Linked DNA regions of Homo sapiens: region 2 is linked to region 1. Evidence: read pairs that join two places in POLR2A ChIA-PET (ENCODE). Cell type or tissue: A673. All regions are shown on one strand. Links, peaks and the distances in the headings refer to the core of each region. The heading gives the core; the rest is flanking DNA.

The links. Peaks named below come from ENCODE experiments on the same cell type or tissue, not always from the same donor. Only the 100,000 strongest peaks of a DNase experiment are listed, where the experiment ranks them.
Region 2: POLR2A ChIA-PET joins it to region 1 with 7 read pairs; 2 of 35 experiments call an interaction of 5 or more read pairs at or near these places.

Annotation. Positions count from the first base shown.
Region 1 is chr15:85,473,419-85,481,710 of GRCh38, forward strand. The region is part of intron 1 of AKAP13 (A-kinase anchoring protein 13); the gene reads left to right. Among named protein-coding and RNA genes, the nearest start is that of AKAP13, 97 kb to the left of the region's middle. RefSeq lists silencers at 2,242-2,301, 7,620-7,669 and an enhancer at 8,204-8,292. In A673, for the core only: a CTCF peak has its summit at 4,581 (motif pointing right); DNase peaks (open chromatin) are centred at 4,553 and 5,793; H3K4me3 peaks cover 798 bases; H3K27ac peaks cover 1,305 bases.
Region 2 is chr15:85,820,929-85,829,220 of GRCh38, forward strand. It overlaps MIR548AP (microRNA 548ap), which reads left to right and starts at 4,707; the gene lies at 4,707-4,802. It also overlaps the pseudogene RNU6-231P. In A673, for the core only: no CTCF peak of the experiment used is centred there; no DNase peak of the experiment used is centred there.

The DNA of each region.
Region 1 (8,292 bases), core at 2,223-7,222:
GAGATTATAGATAGAATGAACTATAAAAAGTCCAAATAAACCCTCCAGAGAATGCTGAGACCTTGGCTTTCTGATTCTCCACATAAGTTAAATAGGCCCCACAGGAGGCCCCCACTGCAACACGCAGTTGGTTCAGTGCTAGATTAGTCATCGTTAGAAGATGGCCAGAATTCAGACTGATCTGAAAAACCAAAGAACTCAGGTTGCTTCAAAAACCCAGAGACAGCCAAAGCTCAGAATCAACTAAACATCCCATGTCAACTGAAGAATGATGGACTGCTTTGGTCATAGTAAGAGGGTCATGAGAGGGGAGGGAGGTGAAGCCCAACCTCTTGCTAGCCAGGGGCCTCCCTCCTCTGTAGAAAACAGAGTTAATAACCACTCGCCTGAGAGGCCTGTGGTAGGTCAAATGAGATGCCATCTGTGCAGCAATTTAGTGCACAGGAGATGTTCTGTAAACTTCATCTTTCACTGACACTAATCCAGTAAACAGGCATACCTGACTTGGGATAAGCAACAAGAAAAAAATGATAATGGGAAGCAATGAGGAAATAAAATCCTCACTTCTTACTTGAACAGCAGAATCCTTAAGAAATACAGCCCACTCAACTACTAGTTTGAAAGTTTAAAGTCTCTGTGATATCAGTTCTTTCTCTAGGTGACTTACATAGGATGAAAAAAGTGTTCCCAACTGTAAACATGGGTTTCTGTATCAAACATGTGGCTGACTCTCCATCAGCAGGAGTAGCAGTGGTTAAAAAACACAAGCTAACATGTTCTCAGCTCTTCCTCCAAGAGGTAAAAGCTCATAAGCCCATTATTTTCGTAGTTTAAAACATATATTCCTGATTCCTTTCTTTCCCTCTGCCCCACTCCCCAAATGCTGTCTTTAAATAGTCAGATTCTCTGCTAAAAATGCCATTCATGTTGTCACAAGTTCTGTATTGACCTGGCATCAGTGTTGATAATTAATTTTCATGTGCTTTTAGTTGGCTAACCTAGTTCTTTGCCACATAAAATAAATGCATTAGTATTTTCAGAAATATCCTTGCTTGGTGTATAAGAGCAAGAATGACTGTCTAAGGGATTACTCATGTCAGGAATGTTTTATGATTAGAAATTCCCCATTAGAAATAAAATTTTTCATTGAAGCGATTAACATTAACAAAATCTTTAATAGGGGACTGCTTAGAATATTGAAGTTTTCCTCATATCTGTAGAATTTTCACTTAATTATGACATATACAAGTTTTTAATTTGAAGTCTTCATTGTTTAAAACTTTTCCTTCCAATTTTGATAGGTGGTTTAACAAAAACCTACCACCTTGTGTTTCCAGTGTCATTGTTCTCAAGATGTTAAAGGCTTAGTATTGTGAAATTATAACATTGAAGACAATATTTATTCTCAAGACAAGAACCAGTCTAATAATTAACAAGGTAACTGACATTTTTAACGTCTCTGATCCCCTCTGACACTTGTGTGACTCGTTCGATAGTCACATAACGTGTGTGAGAAGGTGGGCCGTGCCTGCCTTGGAAATCATTCCTAACAGGTCTCGCATTTGTCCAGGTAAGGTCATCCAGCTCAGTAATGTCCTCATTTGTGTGAGAGCCTACCTGCCTATATTTAGTCTTTCCAGGTGGTTTATAATTGGTTTAGCCCATTGGACAGCCTGCTTTTTGGTTGATAGAGGCTGGGGAGGATGAAGGAAGTGTAAAGGCTTGAATTTGGCAGTCTCTTTGCCGGATATCTATTTTAACCCCTCCTGAAGTTAATTTACATAAAACCCAGCTGTGTAAGAATTTTTCTAAATTTAAAGTTTATTCTTATTACCGTAGGGATAGGAATGTCAGCACTCACTGAATTATGGCCTTCCTCTCCTGTGTCTGGACCTCCTGGCAGCTTATGGTTCCCGTTTCCTTTGGATAACAGGATACAGCTGGTGGCAAAATTCTCACCTGTGGAATGGCCATTGGGAGTTTTCTTCTCCATATAGATCTTTGCAAAGCAGCAGAAACCATTTTTGCAGGAAACCACAAGCCTGTGTTAAACACCAAAAGAGAATTGAAATAACATGTCCATGAGTTCCTCTTTCCAGAGGTACCAACCATCATGTGGGATCCTAAGTATAGTGTTAAGTAGCTCTTTGTCCTCCCCTTCACTTTGAGGTTGTCTAGTTATATGATGTTGAATTCCCCAGCTCTGGTCCCTATTACCTCTCTGGCAGATTAAGCAAATTGCTTCAGGCTGGATTGCTTAACACTTAGCAGAATTCATGCTGCCTTTAATGAGCTACCAGTTTAACCTTCTGGGGCTAGAGTGATTTTTAGACATTTTTGTTTTGATGAGTTGATTTTTGTACTTATAGCTATAACTGTGGATCCCTTGCCATCAAACTATGGTGCAGCAAAGCAGCTGATGAATTTCTCTGTCTCTGATGTTCATGTCAAACAGTTATTTCTCTAGCATTCATTGGGGGCTCAGTACTGTGCCAGGTGCTGTGGCATGAGCAGTAGTGGTGTGGAGGGTGCTACAGGAGACATCTGCAATGCAGTAGACTAGATTAAAAACAAGTTGGGGAGAGAAGGCAAGCACAAAAATAAAAGAAAAATAGAAGATAGTATTTGACTTACTGCTGATAGTGTGGGTTAGATTATCAGTGATAATCCTATTAAAATCAGCAAGGGTGGAGGGCATGAACATGAGCAAAGACTTGAGGACTGGACTGAGCATGGTGCATGCATGTGAGGTATGCAGGGACTGGATGGAAGGTGTGGTATGGAAGAAAAGAGTGCTCAGTAAGGCTTTATAGATAATGAGGGACCCTGAACACTCTTTGGAGGCACCAGAGGGGTAGTGGGGGCATGGTGGATGGCTTCTGAGAGCTCACCAATGATAAATGGTATGTTTAATAGAGTACCTTATCTGTTGGAATGTATATTTTCCTCACCATCACCTTTTATTTAGAATTAGGGATCGACACAGTGATGAGGATGTCCTGAGAGATGTGGTAGCTGAATGTGATAGAAGGTTAGTGCTGAAAGGCTATCATGTAATTCATAACAGGCAAGAAGAATAGGAGCTTACTTTATTATTTTCTTATTGCCTACCACTGTGTTAAACCTTTAACTACACATCTTTAATTTTATGTATTCTCATTTTACAGATGAGGAAAATAAAGCTTGGTAGTTAAGTAACTTGTCCAAGGTAACACAGCCAGTAAGTGCCACATTTACAACTCAATTCTAGGTCTTTTTGTCTCTGTCTCTGAATTACGTTAGTACTCTAATTTTTATCCTTACATTAGTCTGTTGGGGTCATCAAATGATTCTTAAATACTAGAAGGTTGTCTCTAATCTTAATGAGGACTCTGCAATCATCCTTTCCTTTAATAACTATTCATCCAAGTGGCTTGTCTATCGTTGTTGTAAAATAAGTACGTTTAATTTTTTACAGAAGAAATGTAGTGGGCTTAATCATGTGCTGGCCATGTGTGTCTGTGGATGCAGCATTTAGGAATATGGGTCCCAGAGTACAGGGCTCCATCTTTAAGCTCTGGAGGTTGGAAGCTCTAGGAAAACTAAGGTGGGTTAAATGTGTTCCCAAAACTGTGATCACATTTTATGTTTATGCTTTTCTCTCCCTTTCTCGAGTCATGGTAGGTTACTATTTGAGTGCCATGCCCTAGAACTCCCTAAAGTAAAGGCACTGGTATCCCAAAAGAACTGTTCTAAAAGATTACTTACTTCTGTGAAGGCAGAGAGGGTGCTACAGAATGAAAATAGCATTTTAGGAAGGTTGAGTCAGAGGTGCGAGTGGGGCATAGAGAGATTTTCTCAGGGTGATAAGGCCCTGGTGCTCAAGTCTACAAGCAGAGACAGGCACATTGGCAGTGAGTCCTCCTTGGGGAAGAAGAATGATCTGGGCTACTTCCAAGACCCCTTCTACCTGTAAGTTCTTGTAATTTGGGATTGGGATTAAGAAACTCCAGAGGCTGGTGTAAATTGATGGGGCACCAGCTGTTGTTTGCTGCACCTCAGGGAAGTCATGGTGGGAGTCTGGCCTGGCCCTGTTGGCTGGGGCCCCCAACAGATCCTTGCTGTGTCTGGGTTTGAGTTTACGCTACACAATTACAAACTTTTTCCAGTGCTGCTTTTTGTGAATCTTTGAACCTGCAGTTGTGAATGAACAGAAATTTGAACTGAGCTTAAAAAAAGGAAAAAAAAAAAAAAAAAAAAAGGCAGAGCTTTGTTGATACCACTGCCATTATAGGGCCATGATTTCTTTTTTCCCCATTTAGCTGCAACACATTTATTTTTCCCTTGTATAATGGCTGAGATTTCTTTAGTATGGAGCTGTGTCACAGTGGTTTATGTATTTTCTTCTCTCTCCCTGCCTCTGTTTCTAAGGCTGGGCAACTTTGAGGTATGTGGATTGACCTGGATGCCTCTTGTGACTCCTTCCCCACGATCCCCTGCGTGCACTTCCTATTCATCTTTGTAGTTCTCAGCTACTCACTGTGCTGTCATATCTGGCGCGTGCTGTTCCTTCTATCCTGTGCTTCTCCTCCTGTGTCCACTTGGTGGAACTTTCCCCATGGTTTGCTTCTTCCAGTAATCTCTGTCTGGACCCCCCATCTTCTAGAGAGTTTATTGCTCCTTCCTGATCCTTGTAACATTTTTATTATTGTGCTCATCATACTGTAATATCTGTTTACATACATATGACCCTTTACTAAAGTGGTAGGAACCACATATTATTTATTGCTAAAGCTCAATAACTTAGTACATGTAATATTTTAGGGGCTCAGAAATGTGAAATTATCTCCCTTTATTGAGTTTTTATGTGCCAGGCACATATTATAAATATATGTCAAGAAAAAGATAACCTAAACACGGAAAAGATTATAGTGTACTCTCCTACACAACTTTCAAATAAACTCTAAAATGATTATAAGGATGTCAGAGTTCTGATTTTTTAAAACTACATTTAACTTACTATTTTAAATTATTTGTATTTCATTATTGTAAGAGTTCTGATTTTTTTTCCATGATAATTACATTGATTTGGTGTTTGTGCATGTGTTTGGCCCAAACTCAGGATCATTTATGCCTTTTGGGTAATCCAGCGTTGATAAAGAATAAATTAAATGAGTGAACGTGGGTGTTACTGTTTTGTCGTTGCTGTTGTTTTAATTTGCTATGTTCTTTTGTTTTACTGTTGAATGTTACCCTGTGTTAGACTCTTCATTTCCTTCATGTCATGCCTGCCTCCTTTGTCCCACTCCCAACCCCTCGCCTTACCCATTTGGGCTCAGTGCTTTGTGTTTTGTCTTGGTGGCTAGTAAGTACCATCATATGATAGTGGGGCAGAGCAGGGCTAACTGTTCCGTATGAGAATCAGACACATATTATGAGTCTTAACATCATTTCCCGAAGTGTGGGTCATGATTCCAGAGCAAAGGATCACCAGATTTGGTCTCCCGATTTCTACTCTTTCTGGTCCTGGGAATGAGAATCAGCCTTATTTAACAAGGCCTTAAACTGATGTTCATGTGTACTAAGGTTCAAGAATCGCTGCTTAAAACTAACTGCTCAATTATTAATGTAGCTGCAAACAAAAGTAAAGCATTCATGAGGGTCTTGTAAGACTTCCTCAGTCCCTTATTCAGGAAATATATTTGGCCCATGTGGTATTTTACTTTTTTGATAGAACTTGGCATCTTCAACAGGAAAAGCGTATTTACTTTTTGTATCCTGGTCTTCTTCCGTTGTTCAGAATTTCTAGCTCATATTCCCAGCCTCCCCAACCAGGGCATAACATTTTTATAGCCACCAGCCCAGGCTCCGTGGGTTGAAGGAAAGAGTTTTTGGATCCTGTTATTTTCCTGGAGGAAGAGCTGAACATTGACTCTTTTACAAGAATCCAAAGTATGCATTGTCATTTCCATGTTAACCCTCACTCGAAATTTTTGTGGGTTTTGAAGGATTGACTGTAGCCCAGTCTTAGCAGGATCCCTGGCCATGGAAATTCATTTGAAGCACATTGTGCCATGGAAGTACCCTGCAGGTAAAAATGCTCTATTTATACTTGGCTGAGTCCCAGACAGCTGCTGTCTGCCTGTTGGGACTGGGAGCAGATGTAGGGGTGATCTGCCCCCTCCTATTTTTTTGTGGATTTGGAAGCTTCCCTGTTGAGAGTGACAAAAACCCTGTCAATTGATGTGGTAGGTATGTCAGACCTGGACAGCTGGTCCTTAGAAAATATGCTGAGATCACCAAGTTAACAGGTACAGAAGGGTTTCCAGTTTGTTATATGATGTTGGGCCTGTGACTCCCCACCCCCCTTTTTAGGGACATGTCATTAATGGTGGAGCGCTTGTTAAAGGCTTCTCTTGTAGCATGTGTAGGTGTGGCTAAAGAATAGTGAATTTGATTGATGTTAATGTACATCTGGATACATTCTCATTTTAATTTTTTTTTATTGGTTCTAGGGACTTTTGGTAAAGATTGTGGATGTCTTCAGTTTTACACATTTAGGAAACAGTGTCTTTTTACTTATTTCCAGTACAGTTGTGATGTATTGAATGACAAGGGACTTTAAAACAGACATGCTGTGTATAATGTTTTCTTCCTGATTAAAAAGTAATATCTGTTCATTATTTGAATAGTTACAATTAAGAAACAGATTATTTAGGGATGAAAATTTCCTGTAATCTCCAGAGATATGTACACTTAACATTTTGGTGTTCGTTCCTCCAGATTCTTTTCTATGATTATTGTATTATATTTTAGAATTGTAGTTTACCCACCAGCGTATTTTAAGAAGTTACCAGAAAGGCGTCTCTGAGTATCTGAAGCCTTTCATTTAGCCATTTATGGATTTCAAAGTATCTTATGTGGGGTTAGTCTCCATTGAGACTCAGGAACTCTGCAAGAGGGAGAAGCATTGGCTTCTGCTATGTGCCTGTCAGTGTGCTTTAATACTTTACCTGGATCATCTCTTCCAGTAACCCCACAGTATAGGAAGCATTATTATGCTCTTTCTGCACATAAGGAGATGAAGATTCAGACAAGTTAAGTGACTTGCTCAAGGTAATACAGTTAATTGTAGAGGACTTGGGATTGAATTTGATTTATTGTCTAGAGAATATTGTATGGCACCCTATTACTTTCCTGTATTGAGATGTAGGTGGTGGGGGTGGGGGGGTTAAGCTGAAAATATCTGTGAGATGTATAAAGCTGTTGGATAGAGACACACCATTTCTTTCTTCTTATTTTTTTTTGAGACAGAGTTTCTCTCTTGTTGCCCAGGCTGGAGTGCAGTGGTGCAATCTGGGCTCACTGCAACCTCCACCTCCCAGGTTCAAACGATTCTCATGCCTCAGCCTCCCCAGAAACTGGGATTACAGGTGCCCGCCACCACACCCGGCTAATTTTTGTATTTTTTGTAGGGACATGTATAGTTTCACCATGTTGGCCAGGATGGTCTGAAACTCCTTATCTGAAGTGATCAGCCTGCCTTGACCTCCCAAAATTCTGGGATTACAGGCGTGTGCCACCGCGTCTGTCCTAAGGAGACACACTGTTTCTCTGGCTTATTAAGAGGTATTTGGTTAGTATATAAACATTTTCGTAGCTTCTGAGGTTTTGCAGTCATTTGTTCAGACATACGGGTTGGTGGAAATGCTTTCTGTTCCTTTTCCCAAACCAATCACACAGCCATATAACTTCATGCCTGAGTTTCTCTGTGGTCCTCTATAGTGAGTGGTTTTTACATAGTTCTTTGCAGCAGCATGAATTTCAAAAATCTCCAAACTTTTGCTATTGCTGATCTTTGTAAACTTTGCACACCCAGCGCTGGTACATTCTGATGATGGTGTCCACACTGCACTTTATGAAGAAAAGACTGATGATTGTTTATATTAAAATGTAGGAAGAGAATTGTAGCAGCAACTTTTGCTTCTCTAATCAACAACACCAGAAGAGACTTACTGTGTGTGGTCAGTGGGGGAGAATGTTAATTTATAAATTGAGATAGTTGTATTAAAATTGAGTGACTCTTATTTTGACATAAAGTGAATGTGTCTCTTTTATACAGCAGAAAACTATTAAATTTGTTTTTTCTCATCAGTATAAAATAAAGTGGAAAATGTGGGAAGAATACAAATTCTTAACTTCTGTGCTTCTGCTTATTTCACACCCCTCAAATTTCTGATTCCTTTCAACTGTAGCTGGCTTTACTACTGAGTGGTGAAATTGCTGAACATACTTAAAACCACATCATTTAAG
Region 2 (8,292 bases), core at 1,227-6,226, 350 kb after region 1:
TTTCCTTCCCTTGCTTTTCTTCTTCTTTTTGCCCAGGCTGGAGTGCAGTGGCACGATCTCGGCTCACTGCAACCTCTGCCTCTCAGGTTCAAGCGAATCTCCTGCCTCAGCCTCCCCAGTAGCTGGGACTTATAGGCGTGCGCCACCACTCCCAGCTAATTTTTGTATTTTTGGTAGAGCTGGGGTTTCCCTGTCTTGGCCAGGCTGGTCTCGAACTCTGGGCCTCCAGTGATCTGCCTGCCTTGGCCTCCCAAAGTGCTGATATTATAGGTGTGAGCCCCTGCGCCTGGCCTGAAGTTGCCTGTGACTAAAAGTCACAACTTTTAGTTGTGAGATGCATGTTTCTCTGACTGGACCACATGGCTTCTTGATACTTAAATGATCAACAAGTTAATTTGGAAAATAGAGCAGCTACTATGCTTAAAATATGGGACATGCTAAGATATTAGATTCAGCCACCCTACTTTCTGACATATATATGAGGCTTTAATCTTATTATCAAGCAAAAAATAAAAACAAAAAACACAACCCCAAACAACAATAACAAAGCAAGACATCTGCAGAATTGTGTTATGCTCAATTTGTGGGGGCCCTTGCATATGCCCTACATTTTCTCAGATGCCTTTTTCCTTGTAAGACTAAAATATAAAATGAGTATTTGTCCTTATAAATGGTACAAGTCTCACTTGCAAAATGATCTAACTTGTATATATCCAGGGTCATAATACCTTGTATCAGACAAGGGGTTAAGACGGGAACAAGTCAACCCTGTTGTCAGGGAATGCGCGGTTTAGTGGAGGAGGTAGAGGAGGTGGACCAGCTAAGAGACAGTTACAAAATGACGTGATGCTTGCTGTTATAGCGGAGTGTTCAGATGAGTCAAGGATTTAATTATCATAGCTGACAATGTACATTTTTATACATGCTCACTTTGACAGTGCATATATTAAAACTGAAGCATTACAGAGACAATTGGCTTGGTCCCTAAACCGAGATGACTTAGAGACTCATGAGACACTTACATTTTTGTGAGATAGCCTGTTGTCGTGGAAACATGCCTCAGCCTCCCCAGTAGTTGGGATTACTGGCACGTGCGTGCCACCACACTGGATCCCAAATGCCTAGGTTTGATTCCCATTCCTACTTTTTATTTCTATTCAGGAAGTTCCTTAACCCTCTCTACGACTCAGTTTCCTCATTTGTAAAAGCATGGGGTCCAGGAGCCATGGCTCATGCCTGTGATCTTTGGGAGGCTGAGGCAGGAGAATCGCTTGAACCCGTGGGGGCAGAGGTTGATATGAGCTGAGATCACACTACTACTGCATTCCAGTCTGGGAGACAGCGAGGCTCTGTCTCAAAAAATAATAATAATAATAATAATAATAATAATAATAATAAAAGAAGAGCACCAAAGAGCTAGCCCTTTTCTCTCCATGCGAAGGCACTAAGGCTTTGTAGGGACAGAGCAAGAGGCAGCCATTTGCGAGCCAGGAGGAGATACTGAATCAGCTGACCAGATACCGAATCAGCCAGAAACTTGATCTTGGACATCTAGCCTCCAGAACTGTGAGAAAATGTATTTGTGTTGTTTAAGCTACCCAGTCTGGAGGTTTTTGGTTTTTTCTTTTTTTTTTTTTGACAGGCTCTCGCTCAATTGTTCAGGCTGGAGTGCAGTGGTGCAATCTCAGTTCACTGCAACATTTACCTCCTGGACTCCACTATCCTTCCATTTCAGCCTCCTGAGTAGCTGGGACTATAGGCGCGCACCGCTATGCCCAGCTAATTTTTTGTATTTTTCATAGAGACAGGATTTTACTATGGTGCCCAGGCTGGTCTAGAACTCCTGGGCTCAAATAATCAGCCTGCCTTGGCCTCCCAAAGCTCTGAGATTACAGGCATGAGCCACCATGCCTGACCTGCAGTCTGGAGCTTTTTTTTTATTATGAAAGTCTGAGCAGCCTGATACAATAATGTTCCAATCTCTGTTATTTTCTGTTATTATTATTATTTTTTTTGAAAAGGAGTTTCATTCTTGTGGTCCAGGCTGGAGTGCCATGGCACAATCTTGGCTCTCTGCAACCTCCGCCTCCCAGGTTGAAACAATTCTCCTGCCTCAGCCCCCTGAGTAGCTGGAATTACAGGTGCCAGCCACCACTCCTGGCTAATTTTTGTATTTTTCGTAGATATGGGGGTCTTGCCATGTTGGCCAGGCTGGTCTCGAACTCCTGACCTCAGGTGATCCACCTGCCTTGGCCTTCCAAAGTACTGAGATTACAGGCATGAGCCACTGCACCTGGCCTTTTTTTTTGTTTTTTGGATAGGAGACATCCTAATGGGAGTGAGGTGTGGGCTTAAGAAATAGAAACCATGGTGGTTCCTAACCTTATCCAGAGCAGAGAATCTAAGAATCTGGTGAAAACTCTGCGCCTTCTCCCTAGAGAAACGCCCATAAATATATCATTTCGCATAAAATTTAAGTAAGTTTCTCTAAGGCACCATAAACCTCAAATTATAAATCCTCGACCTAGCGTAACGAAGTGTTCTTAGATCAGTAAAACATACTCAGCAGTTTTTAAGAATTGCATTGGTAGGCCCGGCATGGTGGCTCCCACCTGTAATCCCAGCACTTTGGGAGGTTGAGGTGGGTGGATCACTGGAGGTCAGGAGTTTGAAACCAGCCTGGCCAACATGGCAAAATCCCGTCTCTACTAAAAATACAAAAATTAGCCGGGCGTGATGGTGTGTGCCTGTCATCTCAGCTACTCGGGAGGCTGAGGCAGGAGAATCGCTTGAACCTGGGAGGTGGAGGTTGCAGTGAGCCGAGATCACGCCACTGCACTCTAGCCTGGGTGACAGAGCGAGACTCTGTCCCAAAAAAAAAAAAAAAAAAAGAATTGCACTGGTAGTTGTCTTCTCTATTTCTTCCATATACTTATTGGGCATTTATTATCTGGCTAGTGCTGTGCTAAATACTCAATTATATTATTATATATATAATATTATACATACTTATTTACATTGCATGTTGTATTTTTATACAATAAAAACTATATTATATATAATTATTATATATTGTATTTTTCTACCTTAAAACAACCGTGTGGAATAAAGCTATTTTACCACTTTGCAGATGAAGAAACAGGCTGATGGAGGTTGGTCATCTATTCAAGGTTCCCACTGCAGTCCCTGGAGGAGCTGGGATTCTTTGAGCTTAAAGATGTTAGTGTAACTGGGGACATGTACAGACACTGTGTGAGAAGGCAGCACCCATGGCAGATGCCTGGGGCTAGTGAGCACCCTCTAATATTTTCTGGGAGGGGGCAATTATTTGCAATAGTTGACTCCGCCCAAGTTTATCAACAGATGTCCAATCGCTGACCTTCAGATGCTTTCTAGAATTCCTGGGGTTCCTAAAGCTTCCTAATGCTTTGATGACAACCTCTCTTCTAGGAGTCCAAGGGGGTAGCACTGTGTTTCAATGATGAGGTCAACAGAGAAAGACTACCCAGAACAAAATCAGAATGTCCTGTTTTATGAAGATAAATCAGACATAGAAGTGGGAAATTAAAAAATATATATATCGTGGAACTTCCTATTTTCACTTCTGCTACCATGACTACCATTCAGGGATCCATAGCACTTGAAATCAAGCAGGCATAGTATCTGTTCAATCTACTAAAAAATACTGAAAAATAAAGGAAGTGCCATAGCCTTGCTGCCAGAGCTACTCATTTTCTTTTGCTTTTTTTTTTTTTTTTTTTTTTTTGGAGACAGAGTTTTGCTCTTTTTGCCCAGGCTGGAGTGCAATGGCGCGATCTTGGCTCACCACAACCCCTGCCTCCTGGGTTAAAGTGATTCTCCTGCCTCAGCCTCCTGAGCAGTTGGGATTACAGGCATGTGCCACCATGCCAGGCTAATTTTGTATTTTTAGTAGAGACGGGATTTCTCCATGTTGGTCAGGCTGATCTCAAACTCCCAACCTCAGGTGATCCACCTGCCCCGGCCTCCCAAAGCGCTGGGATTACAGGAGTGAGCCACCGCGCCAGGCCTCTTTTGCATTTTTGTAAATGGCAGCCATTACTGAGCCATGTTATCACCTACTGGAAAGGGATATTCCTTGGCCCTGGACAGTGATAGCAGTGGCAAATCATTATGGGTTTGCAACAAGCTCAATTCTTGCCTCCTCAGAAGAAAGAATTCAACCAAAGGGCATAAGGCAGAGTGACAGACAGAGGCAAGTTTTAGAGCAGGAGTGAAAGTTTATTAAAAAGCTTTACAGCAGGAACGAAATGAAGTAAAGTACACTTGGAAGAGGGCCAAGCGGGAGACTTGAGAGAGTCAAGTGCACTGCTTGACCTTTGACTTGGGGTTTTATACAATGGCATGCTTCCGGGCTCTGCATCTCTTCTTCTTGATTCTTCCTTGGGATGGGCTGTCTGGGTGCACAGTGGCCTGCCAGCACTTGGGAGGGGCCACATGTGCAGTGTATTTAACTGGAGTTGTGTGCATGCTCACTTGAGGCATTCTCCCCTTACCAGTGTTCCTGGAGGAAGGTCATATACTGGTTAAACTCCGTCATTTTGCCCCTTAGTGTACATACTTGAGCCCACTCACCCAACTCTAGAGATCTCACTGGGAAGCTGCTGATTGCTAGTTTCAGGTGTTTCTCTCTACTAGGAGACTGCCTTTCCCTGGCACCAGCTGTGACCAATTCCTAGGTTGGTGCAAAAGTAATTGCGGTCTTTGTCATTAAAACCAATAACAAAAACCACAATTACTTTTTACTGACCTAAAGATTAATTTAGGGAGACAGTGTAACAAATGCTTTACCATCACCTGATGGTTGCCTGACATTCCTGGTGGTTGGGAGGGTTCCTCTCCTGCCCTGCTCATGGCTGGCTAGCTACCTACTGTAACAAGAGCACAGGCTGTCAAGCAGGTTTTTGGCTTCCCAGACAGGGCCCATGGATTTTGTGAATGCAGCCACTATTTATTGATGTAATCGCTCCACCCTATAGGGCTGGAGTTGTGCTTGGCCACAGAGTGCCAGATGGCCATTAGGTACCAGCTGCTTCCACCCAAGAACACTGTCACTCACAGAATGCAGCTGCACAGATACCAAGATGGAAGCCCCAACAGTTATCATGGATGTTAAGAAATCCTACCGCCACTTCAAATCACAAGACTAGCTAACATATACTGAATGCTTATCACACATCGGGTGCTGTGCTAAGCACTTCATGTGGATTATTAGTTCCTTAAATCCTTCCGACAAGCTATCATTTGACTTTCTAGGGACTCTTCTAAGAATAAAACTATCCTTGAACTACAGCACTGTTTTAGGAATTGTGGGAGTCTTCCCTTCCAACCCAACTCCTGTGTTCTCTTGGGGAATCCTTGAAGAGCTCAATGACTACTGCCCACTAAGTGCCCTCACACTACATGCTCCTTGTCAGCTTTACAGGACATGCGGATCCTGGGAGCCTTACCTCATTCTCTGTTGAAGAGAAGATACAATATAGTTTTTTGTTTATTGCCTGTGTGATGCTAGATCAGCTTGTGCCTTAAACTTGGTATTGAAGGGGTGACCTAGACAGAAACTGCCCAAAGAGTGAAATTTATTTACTAATAAGTATGAATTGTCTGCATGCAAAGGATGCATTTTATTGGAAAAATTTATCATGTCAACATATTTTTACCATATTATCTTGGCTATATTATAACAGTATAATGGAAAGTTATTGACAGGAAGGAACCTATGTTTTCAGTAAACCATCATGGACCATAGAATAAGTCTGCCACTGAAAAGGCTGTATTTATGATTATTGTAGGCAACTTGAGAAAAACCCCTGAGGGAACTTATGGCCAGGTGCAGTGGCTCACACCTGTAATCCCAGCACTTTGGGAGGATGAGGTGGTTGATTCCTTGAGCTCAGGACAAGGCAAAACTCCATCTCTACAAAAAATAGAAAAATTAGCCGGGCGAGGTGGTGTGTACTTGTAGTCCCAGCTACTCAAGAGGCTGAAGTGGGGGGATCACCTGAGCCCAGGGAGGTCAAAGCTGCAGTGAGTCATGTTTGCGCTACTGCATTCCAGCCTGGATGACAGAGCAAGACCCTTTCTCAAAAAAAGAAGTGATCTAGATTTTTTTTTAAAACATGCTGATAGTACAGAAACGTTCCTGGGGAATAATTTGACTGCAAGAGACGTTTTCAAAAAGAACTAAGATAGTTTTGATCCTATCTCAAACCTCCCCTTTAATGATTGAGGCTTTACATCAGTTATTTACAAGAAACCTGGAATGTCAGACAATACAATTTGTAATAATGGTGCAATTACAAAATTTGTGTCTGAAGGTTTTATGAGTCGTTATCAGCACAGCCTATTACTCAGTGGTCTAAGAGAATGGCCACAAAGTTGCTGCAAGTATCTCATCCCTCAGCACACAAGAACTGCCTGTGTAGAAGTACTAATCTGTCGGCATCTCTGGACTTGCTTCAGTCATTTCTGATCAGATTTAGCTTACTGTCTCTAAGACAAACAAGAGTATATTTGGGTTATTTATTTGTATCTATTCAGCTCTTTATCAGAGTGTTTTTTTTTTTTTTTTTTTTTTTTGAGACAGAGTCTCATTTTGATACCCAGGCTGGAGTGCAGTGGTGCAATCTCGGCTCACTGCACCCTCTGCCTCCTGGGTTTGAGAGATTCTCCTGCCTCAGCCTCCCGAGTAGCTGGGATTACAGGCACCCACCACCATGCCCAGCTAATTTTTGTATTTTTAGTAGAGATGGGTTTTCACCATGTTGGCTAGGCTGGTCTAGAACTCCTGACCTCAAGTAATTTGCCCATCTCAGCCTCCCAAAGTGCTGGGATTACAGGCGTAAGCTGCCGCACCTGGCCCTATTTGGCTGCTCCTGTTAGCCCTTTTGCACGGGGCTGGATTCCCTCAATTCACTTTTCCACGCAGACAGCTGGAGTAGGGACAATCAAATTATTTACTTTATAAATTATGCCATTATTACTTCTAAGAGTACTGGTGTCCATTACATCCTTTTCAAAGACTTTCACTGATCAGCTGAGATATCTGGCTTTTTAAGATCCATATTTTTTCTTTATCTTTGCCTCACTGTTTATCGATAGATATACCTGAAAATATAAAAGATTAACATGGTCCAGGGAAGCCAGTGTTTATGGAGTAACTATTTAAAGATAACTGGAGCGGACACTTGTTACTCTAGAAATTTCCCTGTATCTTCTGTTCCCATCCATATGGCTACTTTAGGAGTTGCCATCTTGGTTCAATGCCAGTCTGCCACTGGGCACAGTTGATTGGACCAAATTTAGCTTGCAAGTCAAGCTAGGCCAATCAAAGTTATTTCATGGAGAACTGGATTTGGAAAACAGAGGGTACTGTTTTTCTTTCTGGAAGCTTGATTGACAGGTGTCAAATATGCAAGCTGTTGGCAGCTTTGTGGTTTAGGGAGTACAGGGGTTGGTCCATAGCCAGAAGAAAAAGAGAAGCCAACACAACAAAGAGGGTAGAGGCTGGAGACAGAGGGTATTTTTGTTTCCTGGGGCTGCTGTAACAAATTACCACAAACTGGGTGGCTTATAATGACAGAAAATTAGGCCGGGTGCAGTGGCTCATGCCTGTAATGCCAGCACTTTGGGAGGCCGAGGCGGGCGGATCACGAGGTCAGGAGTTCAAGACTAGCCTGATCGATATGGTGAAACCCCATCTCTACTAAAAATACAAAAATTAGGCGGGTGTGGTGATGGGCACCTGTAATCTCAGCTACTCGGGAGGCTGAGGCAGGAGAATTGCTTGAACCTGGGAGGCAGAGGTTGCAGTGAGCCAAGATTGTGCCACTGCACTCCAGCCTGGGCGACAGAGCAAGACTCCGTCTCAAAAAAAAAAAAAAAAAAAAAGAAAAAAGAAATCTATGTCACAATGTCACATACCCTTATCTAAACCAATTACCAACAAAGGGTTTGGGAACCCATGATTGGCTTGGACCTATGAGGATTCAGCCCTTGGGCTGGGGCTGTGATCAACCCCTTGTGAAACACAAAGCTGAGCACAGGAGGGCAGATGCTGTTCTGAATCGAAAGAGGAAAGGAGGGTGGGTGAGAAACGCATGTTAAGTAGGCAACCAGCAGTGTCAGTGACACATGGCCGACTTATGTTTTCAAAATCCCAAATGACTCCAGGCACTTTCCACCAGATTTTTTAGCTTACCTCTAAACAGCCATCCATGTGCTGTAGGCAAATTTTGGCAGGAAGTGCCAGAA